2 separate regions of the Homo sapiens genome follow, and region 2 is linked to region 1. A link is an interaction called in ENCODE POLR2A ChIA-PET data of the cell type or tissue named here. Cell type or tissue: HepG2. All regions are shown on one strand. Each heading gives the region's core, and the rest is flanking DNA. Links, peaks and the distances in the headings are about the cores only. Region 1 has its middle 120 kb from the start of C1GALT1C1. Region 2 has its middle 18 kb from the start of LAMP2.

The links. Peaks named below come from ENCODE experiments on the same cell type or tissue, not always from the same donor. Only the 100,000 strongest peaks of a DNase experiment are listed, where the experiment ranks them.
Region 2: POLR2A ChIA-PET joins it to region 1 with 13 read pairs; 5 of 35 experiments call an interaction of 5 or more read pairs at or near these places.

What each region holds. Positions count from the first base shown.
Region 1 is chrX:120,747,766-120,756,841 of GRCh38, forward strand. No RefSeq gene overlaps it. Among named protein-coding and RNA genes, the nearest start is that of C1GALT1C1, 120 kb to the left of the region's middle. RefSeq lists enhancers at 1,465-1,574, 7,325-7,404. In HepG2, for the core only: no CTCF peak of the experiment used is centred there; DNase peaks (open chromatin) are centred at 5,176 and 7,526; H3K4me3 peaks cover 1,397 bases.
Region 2 is chrX:120,482,570-120,491,645 of GRCh38, forward strand. No RefSeq gene overlaps it. Among named protein-coding and RNA genes, the nearest start is that of LAMP2, 18 kb to the left of the region's middle. In HepG2, for the core only: a CTCF peak has its summit at 3,623 (motif pointing left); DNase peaks (open chromatin) are centred at 3,632 and 4,422.

The DNA.
Region 1 (9,076 bases), core at 267-8,266:
GGCTTACACCTGTAATCCTAGCACTTTGGGAGGCCGAGGCGGGTGGATTACTTGAGGCCAGAAGTTCAAGACCAGCCTGGCCAGCATGGCAAAACCCCATCTGTCCTAAAAATACAAAAATTAGCCGGGCATGCCTGTAGTCTCAGCTACTCAGGAGGCTGAGGCACGAGAATTGCTGGAACCCAGGATGCAGAGGTTGCTGTGAGATGAGATGGAGCCACTGCACTCCAACCTGGGTGATAGAACGAGACTCTGTCTCAAAAAAAAAAAAAAAAAAAAAGCCCACAACAAAACAAAAACCAAAACCAAACAAACAAAAATGGCTCAAAATCACTGATCATCAGGGAAATGTAAATTAAAACCACAATGAGATACCACTGTACTCCTGCAAGAATGGCAATTATTAAAAAGTCAAAAACCAATAGATGTTGGCATGGATGTGGGGAAAAAGGAATGCTTCTACACTGCTGGTGGGAATATAAATTAGTACAACCTCTATGGAAAACGGTATGGAGATTCCTTAAAGAGCTAAAAGTAGATCTACCATTCGATCCAGCAATCTTACTACTGGATATCTACCCAAAGGAAAATAAGTCACTACATGAAAAAGACACTTGTACACATAGGTTTATACCAGCATAGTTCACGATTGCAAAGATGTGGAACCAACTTAAGTGTCCATCGACCAATGAGTGGATAAAAAAAATGTGGTATATACATATATACACCATGAAATGTTACTCAGCCATTAAAAGGAATGAAACAATCTTTTGCAGCAACTTGGATGAAGCTGGAGGCCATTATTCTGAGTGAAGTAACATAGGAGTGGAAAACCAAAAACTACATGTTCTCATTTATAAGTGGGAGCTAAGCTATGAGTACACAAAAGCATACAGAGTGATATAATGGACTTTAGAGACTCTGAAGGGGGAGGCTGGGAGGGGGGGCAGGGATAAAAAACTACACATTAGGTACAATGTACACTACTCGGGTGATGGGTGGACTAAAATCTCAGAATTCACCACTACATAATTCATCTATGTAACCAAAAGCCACTTGCAGCCCAAAAGCTATTGAAATAAAAATTTAAAAAAATATATTAAAGAATTAAAAAACCCAAAAACAAAATCCAAAATTCTCAGAAAGGCTTTTAAAATATGATACATGGGAGAAAACCCTGCAACAAAGACATGAGGTCCCATCATTATTGTGAATTAGCCCCTTGATCAACAACCATCACTTGAACATACACGGACTGCAGCAGCAAATGGGTTAGAAAAATGGGAGGCTAGCTATTTGTTCTTTAGGGAGACAGAGCTATTAGGGCGATGTCTGGCTGAGTTATTGAAGGAGAGGGATGTGTTCAAGGTACAAAATGGGTCCTTGAAATAGTTTCTCGTATGATGGCTCAGAAAGAAAAATAGGACTCCAGCCCTTCACATGACGGCAACCACCATTTGTTACTGTCTGCTGCATCTAGACTGGAATGGGGTCTGTCAGTGAGCTTCATGTTGACACAGGTGCTGGGGAGAGGTTGAAGAGGGGGAAGTTAGCTGGAGACACTGCTGTCAGGATCAGCACTGGGGCAGAGAGGAAGCAGCTGCGTTTCGGTGGTAGAAGTGGGAGGGGAAGGAAGAGGGGTCTGCAAGGGTTCTGTACATCCTGCACTGACAGAACTCAACAGCCCAGCCCTGCCTGGCTGGCCCTGGACAAGATAGACCCTGGGCAGCAACTGGGAGAAGGGAAGAGGAGAAGGGGAGCTCCTGGGGCCAGAATCATTCAGCAGAGGCTGTGGTTTCAGTGCATACCTTTGTGTGAAAGGAGTGCACCAAATCATTGAGTTGGGCTGTAATTCCAAGGGCTATAATTATAATTCCAATTCTTTTTTGTTTGTAATATTTCAAATTCTTGGTTCCTAGATATTGATCAGCAAAAAATTCCTCAGATGGCAATAGCCTCTTTTCTCCTGCAGCTCTCTCCCCACCCTTAGCCCTTACAAAGTAGAGCAGGAAGCTATTTTCTTTCCTCATTTCCATGGGAGAAGGAAAAAAGAAATAATAACAAAAGCCCATATTTGTTGAAGACTTTCCATGAGCTGGGCACTCACAACAATCCTGAGAGGTAGGTATTAATATTGGCCCCATTTTACAGATGAGGATATTGACGGTCGTTTACCCCTGCTTATTTCCTTCACAGTGCTGATCACAATCTCTAATCGTCTTATTTATTTGTACCCTTGTCTGTTCACTCCCATAGAGTGTGCACTCTATAAAAGAGGACTTTTGTCTATTTTGTTCGCTATATATGTGCAATGTGTAAAAGTGGGTGTGTGGCACATCACAGATTCTCAGTAGCTTGTATTTCTGTCAGGTTTTGGATTTGATTTTACCCCACTTACAATCAAATAATTTAGCTTGTTACTGTTTTATGATTGCTGGAAGAAAATACAAGACTTCTGGATCAGAGACAGACTGTATTACTCACAACACATTAAACAACATGAGCATCAGCAAGTTTGTGTCACTTGCCCTTGTCCCCAAGTCCCATAGGGATGACACAGAGGGACCCAAATTCATGCTTTATATGCAGTCGGTTTACATCACAGCTGTGGGACAATGACACTAAGCTTGGGGAGCCCAGAGTTTTGTAGCAAGCGGTAAGGATTCCCACTCTTTGTCCCAGAGGCCATGTTACCTCACCCCTGAAAATTTCTCACTGCCACTATTAATATAACCCTGAGAAATGTCCCTGGAAAAGAGTTGCCAGGGCCTTGCATTCTTGGCATGCCCAACAAGAAGTATAGGAGCATAAGAGATCCAGGGAGGAGTGTCTCCCAATATCCTACCCCACTTACCCCACTTAATTACTTCATGCAGAAAATGGGGATGACAGTATCTACTTGATATAGTAGCTATTAAGTGAGTTATGTGCTCAAATGTCACTTTTTCAGTGACACATTCCCTGACCATCCTACTTAAAATAGAGGTCACACCTCCAGCATTCTCTGAAAATACTACTTTATTGCTTTATTTTACTTCACAGCACTTACCACTATTGAATATACTCAACATTTCACTCATTTATCTCTCTCATTGTCTGTCTTCCATGAAATGGAATGCAATGCAGGGATATCTTTCATATCTCTCTGTCCTGCTTATGACTGGATCATCAGTGCCAAATTCAGGGCCTGGCACATTTTAGGCATAAATAATAAAATACTTGTTGAATGGGTGAAAGCACCCAGCCCAGTGCTTGACACAAAAAAGGGCTTCATATATACTAGTTTCTCTTCCACCCTGCTCATGCCTGTCTCCCTTTTTTTCAAACTGCCCATACATCCATCAATCCCCCAACCATGCTTGGGCTCCGGTCCACCCTCCCACCTGCTCTATCATCCCAAGCCCCTGCTGAGTTGCCCGTGCACACCCAAGAACCCACCCTCCCTCTTCTCCTTTTTCCTTCCTTCCATTTGGCCAGTGGGGGTGGGAATTACTACCTTCTAAATCTGAATCTGAGCGCACACAGAAAATATGATGGGGGTCCCACTTTCCACAGGAGCAGTAAAAAAAAAGATAATCATAAATTCTCCCATGTTATTGAGTGCTGAACATGTGCTGTATCATTTACACGTGTTTGCTCAAGTAGTCTTCACGGGAACACTGGAGGGGGAAGTATTATTATTGTCCTCACTTGACAGATAAGGAAAATAAAGCTCACAGGGGCTAGATGACTTAACCCACCTATAGCTGGGACCAGAACCCATGCAATATAACTCTAAAGTCCATGGTCCATTGAAGGGCCCAGGAACTGAAGGTAAGTCTATTGAAGACAGAAGGTATTAAATGAGCCAAGGGTATGTAATTTCTAACCTCTCCATGGACTTCCTGCCTCCTCCCTGAACTTCTGAGCTACTCAGTGGGCACTTGTATTAGCCTCTCTTTAATGCAGAGGCCTTATCTCCATATCTGGTCTAGACTGCAAACTTATTGTGGATAAGCCCATGTGTTATTACTGTCTGTGGCACTCATAACTTTCACACAGCAGGCTCTTAGTAAACAACAAAGGCAATGACCATAGCATCAGCAGCAGGTGTTGGAGTCACAGAACTAGGTTTGAATTTCAGCTTTGATTTGAACTCGTTTTGTGACCACGGGCACTTTGTTCCACCCCTCTGAACCTGTTTCCTTGTCTGTAAAATGGGCATAATACAAGTACTTATTTCAGATGGTTGTAATTTACAAATGAATTCAAATGTAGTGATTAGAACAGTGCTTGGCATGAAATAAATATTCAAGAAATGTTAGCTATTTATTGTTGCTATTATTATTAGAATCCCTATATGCCACTTTAATATTCACTTTAAAAATATAATCTTATCACACTTGAACATAATAGGTGTTATTACTATTTTATACACATGTCTCAGAAAGATTAAGGTAACTTTTACACAGAGTGACAGAGTGAAGTTTTGAATCCTCGATGCTATTTCTGCTACATGAATTGAATGGTTTCGTCTTTTCTGAAGGAGTGGAATGGTGGGCTTCCTTGATTAAGCCATTTCTTTAATGAAATGCTTGACCAAGACCCTAACAGCCACCAAGCTATGGAGGATCTTACTCAGTTATCTCCAGAAACCTGGCCAGAGGGAATGGGGTGAGGGAGAAGCTGAAGGCAAGGTGAGGGGGTGTGTGTGCTGGCTTTCTGAGAAGCTTAGGGTTAGAACAGGGAGTTGAGGAAGGGCCAAAGTAGAATTAAATTCAAATGCAGGTGATTTCACTGAGGCTAAGAAAATGATACCCCCCTACCCTCCACCCCTCACAGCTGCAGTGGGGCCCAGCTTGCAGCTGGGAAGGCTTTTGCGTTTACTACTCACAGTTCTCTGGGAGCCAATGTTTGCTTCCCTTTCTCCGGGGTTTTGTGCAGGGAGAGGTGCAGAGCAACAATCAGAGACCAAATAACTTAATTCAAGGCCAAACAGATGCTTTTTTTCTTGAAGGTATCCAGGGGTATGATCTGCAACAGAGCTGCTCATCACCGCTCTCTAATTTTGGGGCCTCGTGTAGGGGAAGAGCTCATTCGCTTCTCTTGGGATGTGAGCCAGCTGGGATAGATGCTTCACTAAGAGACATGTGTGCACTTTGTCCTGATCTGAGCTCACTGTGAAGGGCCTTTGAACTCATCAAGCAATTCCAGGAAGTGGAAGATGATCAAAGAACACAAGAGAATCATGGTTTAAGCTTCTTTTAAAGTCGAGTTTGGATGTGCTGTGAAGAGGGAGGAGGCAGCTTTCTTGTCCACCGGCATCACATAAAGAGAAGAGCTGTGAATCCCCACAAAGAACCACTTGCACCATAAGTACCAGGGCAGGGGAGGCGTGGGGCTTGTAACATTAGATTATTGGGCCCTCCTCACACCCTCAAAATCAGAATTTGGTGGGGCGGGGGGCTGCGGGAGGACGGTGAGAGTAGGTCCCAGCAGTCAGCAATTCAAATAAGCCCCCAGGTGACTCTAATGTACTGGAAAGTTTGAGGACAACTAAGTTAAAGCATGGGACTTGGAGAGTTCCAACCCTGCTTCTACTACTTATCAACTCTGTGATCTTTGGCAAGCTATTTAACCTCTCTGAGCTTTAGATTCTTCCTTATAGAATGGAATAACCATAGTACCTCCCTCACAGTGCTGTGGGGAGGATTAAATGAGATAACATGTTCCCAATTAGAAATGGTAGTTATTAAATTTCTTCTCCCATTATGCATTATTTTTGTTTCTCCTTTTGAGTAGGAAATGCAAATTTATCTTTCTCCACTTGAAGCACACCACCCCCCGCCGCCCCCGCATTTTCCTTTCACCAGCAGGTGTTTGGCACGTCTAAACACTTGTTTAAAACCCTGTTAAAAACATAGGCAAAGCAGAGGCTCCATACAGTGGCTAAAGATGTTTACCACATGGATGGCACACCTGAGAAGTGCCTACCTGAGCAGTGCCCTTTTCAGATGATCTTCTCCTAACTTCCCACCTCCCTCTCCCTAAATTAAAACCTTTGCATCCAGTGTACTGTCTCTGTACGGTTCTTCTCTGTGTCAGGGCTAGAGCACCAATGAGTTAGTCATGCAGTTGCATAATTATGCAGTGTTATCAATCTCTTGTAAGTTTGGTGAATGGGAGTCGTCAAGAAGATCCCACCTCGCACCTGTGTGGGCTGGCAAAATACGGTTTTTCACCTCTAAAATGGAAAGCCAGCTCCTGGACCTAAGTCGGCCCCAGGAAAGCACTGCTATTTGTAGACACTGCCTCTCTGTCTTACCTCTTAATCATAGCACACTGAATACTGCCTCACAACACCGCTAGCTGTCCCTTTTGGTTTTTTCCCCTTGATGATGGTTGGAACCTAATTTCACCTAGATTCTTTCATTTAACAAATAATTATTGAGCTAAGAAGGGTAATCCCAGAGATGGCTGTTATTAAGAAGAGCTATTTGACTTTTTAAACCAGGAGTTAACGCTGGCTATACCTTAGGATTACCTATATAGCTTCGAAGAAAGATTCCTGGGTCCTACTCTTGGAGATTCTGAATTATCTGGTATGAATAGATTTAAAAAGCCCTCTGCCCAGATGATTCTAATGTATAGTCAGGGTTGAAGGCCACTTCTTTATTTAAAAAAAGACACACACACACATTTTTTTTTTCTAAACATTATGCCGTAAGGGTAAGGCCGTTACTTTAAACTAGGTGAATTCACTTATTCCACAAATAGTGAGTGCTTATCATGTACCAGGCATTGTTATACGCCCTGGGAATACATCCATGAACAAAAGAGACAAATATCCCTACCATCATGGAGTACGATGTTTTAATGGGAAAGACAGACAATAAGGTAATAAGATATGTGTTATGTTAAATGACGATAAGTACAATGAAGAAAAAGAAAGTAAGGAAGGGAGATTGAGAATGCCAGAAGTGATGTGTGATCGAATTTGAATTAGGGTGGTCAAAGAAAGTTTCACAGAGAAAGGGACAATGAGGAAAACCTGTAAAAGGTTTCTGGTGTCAGCCATGCAAAAATCTGGAGAAAGAGATTCTTGGCAGAGGTCACAGCCAGAACAAAGATCTTGATTCAGGAGTGCGTTTGGTGTGTTCTAGGAAAAGAAGTCTAGTGTGGCTGGAGGGAAGTGAGTGAGGGGAAGAGAGGTAGAAGATGAGGTTAGAGAGTTCATGGGGTTAGTGACACCAGATTAGCAAGTTGCTTAGGGCCTTGTAGGCCATTGTAAGGATTAGGACTTTTAATTTGAGTGAGACAAAAAGACATTGGATGGGTTTAAGCAGAGGAGTGGTGTGATCTGAATTAAAAGGGATCACACTGGCTGTTGTGGGGAGGATAAATTATAGAGTAGCAAGCATGGAAAAAGGGAGGCTATGTCAGGGGTTGGGGAAGTATTATTTGTTTGAGTGTTCTTGAACTCTCCTGTTCTCTCACCTTGTTGGGTTAGGGGGAGGGGTGGGGTGGTTTGTGACCTAGGACTTTGTGCCTTTTGAAAAAGGGAAGTAACTAACACGTGACAGTGTGTGTAACATTTGCAGATGTGGCTTCTCTGGATCAAGAGCCAAACAAACCTGCCATAGCAATTTGAATTTCTTCCTCTTAAGCCTCTTATTCCACTTCAGATCCCCCTCCTGACCTATTCTTTGGGGATTCTTAGATACATTTCCATCCCCCATAGTGACCTAGGTCTCTTATCCAGCTTTATTTCCTGCTTTTGACAGAGGAAAAAGATAGACTTCTGAATTGATGTGAGTGGAGATCTTATTATAGTAGCCACCTATAAAATAGCAGGAGGTAGAGATGTTTAATGTGTAAAATGGTTGTTGTCCTGGAAAAAAATCAATACCATAAATGTGAATTTAATGGGATCCCTCAGGGAATGGGAGTCTGGGCAATGTAACATTTTAGTTAATTGAAAGGTAACCCACTTCTCACCTTTGTTTTTTTCCCTCTTTTCTTTAAATTAGCTCTTGTTTCTGAGTGTGACAATCAAAGTGTTTACTGTGTGCATGTAATGTGCCAGGCACTGTGCTAGGTGTTTTACACACAGAACCTTATGCAATCCCTGTAACAACTGATGATGTAGATGTTTTCTTTATTCCCATTTTAAAGTTGAGGAAACCGAGGCTTGGAGAAATTAAACCGCTCACCTGAGGTGTCTTAGCTGATAAATGCCCAAGCTAGTCTGTCTGATGCTGAGACGCAACCTCAGTGATCAGTGTCTTGCTCATCATGGACTCTATTGTGTTTAATTTCTGGACTTCAGACAGGGCTTTAGCATTATCCTGCTAGCCATCTTGGAAGACTGTTCTAGGTTAGAAATGGAGGCAGAGAGAGAGGGTCAGGAGCCTGGGCTATGTGATGGCAGCCTTGGGAATGGGGTCCATTTACTGTTATTACTTTTTAAAGTAAAAGTTTTAATATCAACCTGTTTTCTTGTTACTAGGTTCTTCTAATGGACTGCAGAAGAGCAGTGTTTAGTTAACTGATAACAGTGTTATGATGTTACTTTAAGCATCGAAGCTCCTTAATTTGGTATGCCCAGTTTTTATTTTTGGTGGGGGACAGGGTGCAAGGAAATCAATCGGAATTAGCTGTAAATCTGAAATCCAGACTGTTTTAAATAAGTGCAGTCTCGTTTCATTTTTTTCAGTCACATTTAGTAACATAATCTAATGCTAACAAAGTGTCAAAGTGAGGCCTATTTTAATAAATACATTAAAAAAGTCATTCACTGTTCTATGCAAATGAGTTCTTTCATAGTTTAAAAATGAGCCTACTCATTTGCTTAACAAAGCTGATTTTCCCAGATCAATGCACAATACCTTGATCTCAGCCCTGGTCTGAATTACTGCAAAATTTGAATGAGAAGTTCTGCGCTAGATAGTTTTTGTCTGCCTCTTCAGGTCCTCACTCCAGTCTTCCCTCCTGCACTCTACCCTGGGAAGCTGACCTGTAGGGATGACATCAAAAGTCTCCCTTTTCTTAGTCAGGCTATGATGGTAAAGGCATCTCCAAATCCTCTTCCTAGCCC
Region 2 (9,076 bases), core at 320-8,319, 270 kb before region 1:
CCACCACATCCAGCTAATTTGCATATTTTTAGTAGAGATAGGGTTTCACCATGTTGGCCAGGCTGGTCTCGAGCCCTGGACTTCAAGTGATCTGCCCACCTCGGCCTTCCAATATTGTTGGGATTACAGGCATGAGCCACCACACCCAGCCCTCATCCCTTTAATGTATGGTACAGGTAGGATTTTTTTTTCATACTTCCAACATTTTGCTTTGTGATCACGTGTCTAGCCATTTATTCCTTTAATCAATCAGCTTGGCTCCTCTCCATCCACGTTGGCTTTCTGGCTGTTCTTCAGGTACACTCCCACTTCCGGGGACTTGACACTGGCTGCTCTGCCTGGGACTTTCTTCTCTCAGGTATCCCGATGGGTAACTCTCTCATTTCCTTGAAGTCTTTGCTTAACTGTCACTTTCTCAATGAAGCCTATCCTGACTACGCTATTTAACACTGAGACCCCCCTTCCACCCATGTCACCCCACCAACACACTTTCAAACTCCCTTTTCCTGTCCATTTTTTCATAGCACTTATCTCTTTCTAACACAAAATAGAATTTAATTACTAATGTCGTGCACTTACTATCTGTCTTCTCCCATTAAAATATTAATGCCACAAAGTGAGGGGATTGGTGTGTTTTCTGTTCACTGATATATCCCTTAGCACTAAGAACAGTGCCTGGTACATAGTAGATACTCAGTAAATACTGCTGTCAAATTAATGAATTTATTGTCTTCGTGGTGCCTATTACTAGGCCAGATCCTGGAGTAGGGCTATAAGAGAATAAGACATTTTGTGACTTAGAATCTGCCTCTCCAAATATTATACACCTATTTGATTTCATTTTGGCTGGCTAGGCTGCAAACATTTGGAGGCAGGTATACTGCCTTTGACTTGCCTCAACTCCCCTGATGCTCACTCAGTCCCTTTCCTCCCCACCCCACGCCTGGTGCCCCAACCGTAATTGCTATTCTACTGGCACCCATTCTTTCCAAGTTTCTCTTCTCTCTTCAGTGGGGAGGAATAAGTAGGAAGGGGGTAAAATCACTCTTTTCACTAAATCTAGGTACTTACCAATATATATGATGTTGGAACGCTTCAGAAAAACACAAATGATTCTTAGAACAATAATTTGAGATTTTTATTTTTACAACATAAACGTGTAGGAAAACCTCAAACAACTCTAAAACTTAAAAAAGAAAAAAAAAGTTCAGGTGTGTTTTTGCCTTAAACCAATTCCAATAAATGAGAACTCAAACTTATAAAAATAGACTGGATCTGGGAGCAGCTTTTCACATTTCAAAGGATGCCTCACTTCATATAAAGAATTTACTACATGTTTTTGTTGTTGTTGTTGTTGTTGTTGTTGTTTTGTTTTGTTTTTTCTGAGACAGAGTCTCAATCTGCCACCCAGGCTGGAGTGCAGTGGCGCAATCTCAGCTCACTGCAACCTCTGCCTCCCAGGTTCAAGCGATTCTCCTGCCTCAGCCTCCTGAGTAGCTGGGACTACAGGCATGTGCCACCACGCCTGGCTAATTTTTTTGTACTTTTAGTAGAGATGGGGTTTCACCATGTTGGTTAGGCTGATTTTGAACTCCTGACCTCAAATGATCCACCCGCCTCGGCCTCCCAAAGTGCTGGGATTACAGGCGTGAGCCACTGCGTCCAGACAGTTATTTTAAATAGTTCGTTCAATTGAATAAAAAATTGAACCCATATGTCCTACAATGGAGAAACTGAGATTAAATGATCAACGTTCAATTCATACAATGGACTAGTAAACAGTCATTAAAAGTTATGTTCTTAATAAAATGGGAAAATGCTAATATTGTAATGGGGGAGAAAGTTGAAAACAAAATTGTATAATTACAATTATTTTTAAAAATCCATAATATTATATACCTTAAATTGGTATATTGGGCTATTAAAAAAAGGAAAAACAAACAAAATCCATAATAAGAATACTGGAAGGAAAGACACCAAATTATTAACAGATTGTTTCTGAGTGTAAAGATTGTAAATAATTTCCTTTTATTCTTTTGAATTGTCTGTCTACATTTTCTATAATGGGAGTGTATTATTTTTATTGTAAAGATTAATATATGGCCAGGCCCGGTAGCTCATGCCTGTAATCCCAGCACTTTGGAGGCCAAGGTGGGGAAGATCATTTGAGGTCAGGAGTTGGAGACCAGCCTGGCCAACATGGTGAAAACCCATCTCTACTGAAAATAACCAGGTGTGGTGGTGCACCTGTAATCCCAGCTACTCCGGAGGCTGAGGCAGGAGAATCGCTCGAACCCAGGAGGCAGAGGTTGCAGTGAGCCGAGATCGCACCACTGCACTCCAACCTGGGTGACTGAGTGAGACTCTGTCTCGAAACAAAATAAAATAAAATTTTAAAAAAGATTAAAGTAAACTTTAAAAACAAAATCCAGGTTTGATTTTTTAAAATTTGATTTGCACAAAACTTTCCAGAATTGTCACTATTGAGGTGACTATTGAGTTGTCACTATTGAGGGAGAAAAAATTCCAGGACAACTGTTTATCAAGTTTTTAATCTAATCACTCATTTGCTTAAGAACGAATCTATAAGATCTATTATACAACATGGTAACTACAGTTCATTACAATATGTTGTGGAATGAAAATTGCTAAGTAGCTAGGCGCGGTGGCTCACGCCTGCAATCCCAGCACTTTGGGAGGCCAAGGCAGTAGGATCGCATGAACCCAGGAGTTCAAGACCAGTGTGGGAAACATAGCAAAACCCCGTCTCTACAAAAAAAATGCACAAAATAGCTGGACGTGTTGGTGCATACCTGTGGTCCCACTGCTCGGGAACCAAGGTAGAAGAGTGAGAAAAACTGATGGTCCTTTTAAGAAAATGTGTGGCAGTTCCTTCTGTGGGAAATGAGGGAGGAGCCTCATGTCAAGTGGTTATTTAAAACCCATATCTTGTCATTTGTGGGCTTGAAATGAATTTGGCTAAATGAATTGACTAAATTGAATTTTTAGAAATCAAATCTTGATCTTCATTTTTAAAGGTTTAAAATGTATTTGTTCTTTGTATTGAATGGAGGAATTCCGTTTAAATGTTCAAAACTGGTAGGTAGGACTGTACAAGAAAAGATGAAGGCGGTGATGACAAACCAATAAATTCAAGGAGGCCGTTTGGAGAAATCGCTGAGTCAAGAGTACGGCAATCACGTGAAGATTTTAATAAAAACGAAACTAATCAGACGCGTTTAGACTTCCCTTCCCTCTCCACCCACTTTTGGTCTTGTTAAAGGGAAGAGGAGGGTCGGTTTTAATCAATCCTTCGGTTTCCCTACTGGGCGGAGCACTGAGAAGGTGGCGGAAGGAGGGGCAACTGGGCCCGGCTGGCGCGCCTTCAGGCACGTGGGTCTGGGTTGCGGACCAGGAACACAGCGATCAGGGCGAAACATTGGCCTTTTGTGTCTCTTGCGTTTGGTACGTTTTGGGGGCCGGCTGCAGCTGTGAAAGGCCGCACTCGCTGCCAGCGGTCAAGGCGACCTTGTTCAGCAAAGCCACTATTGTACTTTGAGCTAGTGACTCCGGCGGCTTGGCAGCTTTCTAGGCATTCCTCCAGGACCTTTCTCCCCCTGGAGGCCTCAGCTTTAAATGCAGTTTGTTTTTACAGTTGGATACAGCTCTATTCTTGGCTTTGGCGCCAGGAGTAGCTTGCAATCCTTGCCAGTTAATTGTGGCCTCTGCGCGAAAAGAACGATGAAGTGCTGCCCTTTTATGTCTAAAGGTGGCGCTTCGGACTTCGCTGGCAGTAGCTGGCAGTAGGTGCTTTGAAGTCTTTCTTCAGCGAACCTACTCATCTGGTGGCCTTTATGCGAGCATGAACCTGCACCAAAGCCACTAGGCTTAGTACCTGTCCTGGGTTGGCATGTCTGTGGGTGCCGCTGTAGCTATAAATGACTTTGATTGGCATAAACACAATTGTTTCACATGTGCACTTGTCAAAATTTAATTAATTGGACACTTTATTTCTGCTAGCGAAGTTTCCTAAAAACAAATAAATAGTACACTTTAAATATATGTAGTTTATTATATGTCACTGATGCCTCAATAAAGTTGTTTAAAAGAAGCACATTCAGAAGATTAATACATGATAACTAAGATTAAGTAACTGATAAAAATACAAAATGTGTTTCTTTTATCTACATCACCGAGTAGAGAAAAAAAATCACATCTATTGCCCAATTTCGTAATTTAACTGCCATTTATTTTAAAGCCTTTAATTTCTGTAAATATAGGCACGTGGTTTTACTTGCAAAGTTTTCCTGAGGATGTTTAGTTAATATTTGATTTACTATTGCCCTGACACCGAAGAAAACACAAAGCCACTATTCTTCAAAAAAGAAAAGAAAAAAAGAAAGAAAACAAGTGATCATAGCCCCGTAGGAGATAGCCCGGCACAGGGGTCAGGAACCCTGGCTAAGGGGTCAGGCCAACGTCGGTCTGAACGGAAACTGCCATATACCAGCTGTGTGAGCTAAGTTGAATTCCTCACTTTCTCTGAGCCTCGGCTTTCTCACAGAGTTCCTGAGTGAATCAGGGTCAGCAAGGGAGGAGTAGAAGGAGAGTAATTTGGGGGGAACCTCAACTCTACGTGGGCCTCAAATATGGGCTGCTGTCTCATAATAAATTTGTGTGGAATTACTGGGAGAATGATTCTCACAAAAGTCGATCCTAAGTGAAATCCGTCAGCCCTGCTACTAGAAGGTAAGAGAATAGGAGGTCGGTGAGTGTCCTTAAAATCTGAAAGTTTCAGCTGAGTGTGGTGGCTCATGCCTGTAATCTCAGCACTTTGGGAGGCCGAGGCAGATGGATCACCTGAGGTCAGGAGTTCGAGACCAGCCTGGCCAACATGGTGAAACCTCGTCTCTACTAATAATACACAAAGTAGCCAGGCATGGTGGTGCATGCCTGTCATCCCAGCTACTCAGGAGGCTGAGGCAGGAGAATCACTTGAACCTGGGAGGCAGAGGTTGCAGTGAGCCAAGATCACACCATTGCACTCCAGCCTTGGCAACAAGAGTGAAACTCCGTCTCAAAAAAAAAAAAAAAAAAAATAGAAAGTTTCCCAGGCCTGGAGGACTTTTAATGATTAAATGAGATAATAATGAATGTGAAGGCCCAGAACGCTACCTGATACATACTACTGTGTAATCAATGGTATTTATTTCTATTTTGTCATTATCATCAGTGGTGTAATCACCACCAATGGCACTTATTTTTTTTTTATTCTCATTGGTGATCGAACCACCTACCTGATAGTATTATTGTGAGCAGAGCATTAATGAACAAAAGCAAGTAGAGTTCCTAGCAGAGAGCCTGAGACATAAGGCTAGTCGGTATTCATTTTCTTCCCCCTTCCCTCTCCCTTACTTTGAAGCATTCAGCTCAGATGCAGCCTACATCATGAAGTTTTCCCTGCTTCACATTTCCCAAGTCAACACATGTGGCCTTTCCTGTGGCTACGGGGTTGGATGGGAGAAGCGTCATTGCCAAGTGCAGGCTAGTGTGGGAGACCTGAGTTGGCTCAGCTGGCACTGAGCTGCAGGAAGGCATCTAAGCTTGCACCGACGTGTTGCCCTGGACTTTGTGCACTTCCGTGGTAGTTGCTATAAGGGAAGGAAGTGGGGTGTCACAGGTTGGGTTTTGCCAAAATAGGCTGAGGTAGAATTTGAAGTGAAAGATGTGTATTTAGAAATCAATACCTGTGAAAGGAAGGGGTGGGAGGCAGGATGCATCCCAACAACGGTGATGCCAGCCCAACACAGCCTTGACCAACCCCACAGGAATGTCTGGAGTGACTATTGCCATCAGTGTCCCACAATGGGCTGATAAGGCTGGGCCTTCATCCCCCTCTCTCTATCACTGGACGCAGGCTGCCCTGGAGAGAGCATGACCTCATGACCTGAAGTGGAGGCAGACCCTGCAGTCGCTGACAGCTAATTCTTTTTCATTTTCATTTTTCGAGACGGAGTCTTGCTCTGTTGCCCAGGCTGGAGTGCAGTGGCATGATCTTGGCTCACTGCAACCTCCACCTTCTGGGTTCAAGTGATTCTTCTGCCTCAGCCTCCCGAGTAGCTGGGGCTACAGGCGCATGCTACCACACTCAGCTAGTTTTTGTATTTTTAGTAGAGACGGGTTCACCATATTGGCCAGGCTGGTCTTGAACTCCTGACCTTTTGTTCCGCCCGCCTCGGCCTCCCAAAGTGCTGGGATTACAGGCATGAGCCACCGCACCCGGCCTGATTCTGAGCATACTCTTCACAGCTGAGCAGCAAGTCCTTTTTTGCAGGGGGATCAGAATGGCATATTCCCTGTGTCCGCCACAACGGGGGCAAACCAACAGTATAGTAACACATGGCAAACCGTTGAATGTCCCGAACAGTGAATTGCAACTATATCTCAACATGTAAGGAAGAGGACTAGCAGCCATCTCTTGACACAGGATAGTAGGAAAAGTGAGATGAAATGTCTGTGTACCAGACAACTGTACATGTGCGGTAAGAGCAGCTGCCACAGAGAAAAGAGTGAGTGCAGGAAGAGAAGGGAGGCAGGCCTGGGACCCAAGCCTTGAAGCACTCCTAACAGTTAGACTTGGGTAGAGGAGGAGGAACATCAGAGTAAGGATGAAACCCCCCCAGAAGCGAAAAGAGGGAAGAACATTTTAAGGAGGATGTGTAATCAACTGGGTCAAAAGTTCATCATCCACATCATCATCATCATGATATTACTATTCTAGGATGTTGGTTAAGACCACGTGGAGTTATTAAATGGGACTCAGTTTAAGAAATAATAGGCTGGGCCTGGCAGCTCACACCTGTAATCTCAGTACTTTGGGAAGCCGAGGTGGGAGGATCACTTGGGCCCAGGATTTCGAGACCATACAATGAGACCCCATCTCTACAAAAAATAAAATAAAAACTAGCCAGGCATGGTAGCATGTGCCTATCTATAGTCCCGGCTACTGGGGAGGCTGAGGTTAGAGGATGGCTTGAGCCTGGGAAGTTGAGGCTGCAGTGAGCCGTGGTTGCACCACTGCATTCAAGCCAGAGTGACAGAGTACGACCTTTTCTCAAACAAACAAACAAACAAAAAGAAATGATAATCTAGTGAGAAGTAGTATAACCAGGATGACTCTACATTCTCATTTTGCCTGGGACAGTCTCAGTTTATATCCATTGTCCCACATCTCATCCAATTTAGCATTTGTCTCACATGTTTTTCATTTTTGAACTAAATATTACTCTCAATAGTTCCACTAAAATAATTTGGTTTGAGTTTAGTAGATCTCCACTTTGAACTTCCAGTTTCTACAGAGTTCTCATTTTGGCTCTCACCTGATTAAATCTGAAAAACAACCACTGATAATCTCTCTTTTCCTTACCCTTTCCAGAAATAACATAACTAACCTCCCCATCAAGGAAAGCAGGCGGAGGAACTCATTGATAAAAGGAAATATGCCCAGACATCAGCAGTTAGGGACTGATAACAACCTCAGATCTCATGTAGTGGTGGAGGAAGTATCTGACACTGTTCAGCTGCCTGCCACTTGGAGTACTGGCCAGTGGTTCTTTGGCCTGTGAGTTCCATGTGTGTTTCAGAAGCCATCAGGTCAGACTTGGAACCAACCCAAATGCCCATCAATGATAGACTGGATAAAGAAAATGTGGCACATATACACCATGGAATACTATGCAGCCATAAACAAGAATAACATCATGTCCTTTGCAGGGACATGGATGAAGCTGGAAGCCATCATCCTCAGCAAACTAACACAGGAACAGAAAACCAAGCACCGCATGTTCTCACTCATAAGTATGAGTTGAACAATGAGAACACATGGACACAGGGAGGGGAACATCACACACCGGGGCCTGTTGAGGGGTTGGGGGGAAAGGGGAGGGAGAGCATTAGGACAAATACCTAATGCATGCGGGACTTAAAACCTAGATGATGGGTTGATAAGTGCAACAAACCACCATGGCACATGTATACCTATGTAACAAACCTGCACGTTCAGCACATGTATCCCAGAACTTAAAGTTAAAAAAAGAAAAGAAAAGAAAAGAAGCCATCAGGTCGCCAGTTAGCAGGGTCAATGGGAAATGTGGGCAATTATAGGTAAGGTGTACCTGTATAGACATAGGAAATAGAGGCTGAGCATACCAGCCACAGAAGATATAGAGAGCAGTCTGAAAATTCTCACAACAGTGGTTGTATAATTTACGCATGGTGTAAATATACAACTATGTATTGATTGATAATGCTTTTTTATTTTGTTATAAACCTTCTTAGCAGTAATGAGCTCAAATAAATGAAAGTACATGTTTACTGAAAATTTAGGTACTGGCGGGCATGGTGGCTCATGCCTGTAATCCCAGCACTTTGGGAAGTTGAAGCTGGAGTTTCGCTTGCACTCAGGAGTTTGAGGCTGCAGTAAGCTATGATTGCACCACTGCACTCCAGCCTGGGCAACAGAGCAAGACTCCATCTCTAAAAAAAAGCAGGTACTAAATTTGGTGATGTACATGTAACTTGCACAAAATGTCTATTGATGTTTACCACTGTGAGGGCCACAGTGATATAACTGACCACACAAAACCCAGAAGGCAATGGTCTGTTGAGGAAGCATCAGCATCTACCTCATAAGGCAGTAGTTATTTTAAGAATGTGCTTAAGGACCACAGGTTTACATATAACTCTATTCAACGTGATTCTCATCTAGATCAAATGACTGTTCTTCTAAATTCATTTTGCTCAATTTTTATTCCAACTTTCCTTGTGCACATACAAAAAGTGAAGTTGTAGCTATTAAGGTGTTGGCTGCATTAGCCAAACAGTTTAATGATGCCGACCTTATATCGGTGTCCTCAGGTGCTTCAAATAGAAGTTAAATTAATAGTGATACATTTATTTCATCCAATGTATGAAATCAAAATAACAATTTTGGAACTGATTTCTGTTGAAGAGAAGACATCTGACAGCATCATAAACGCTGTTGTAATATAAACAAGATAAAATCCTAAGCCCCCTG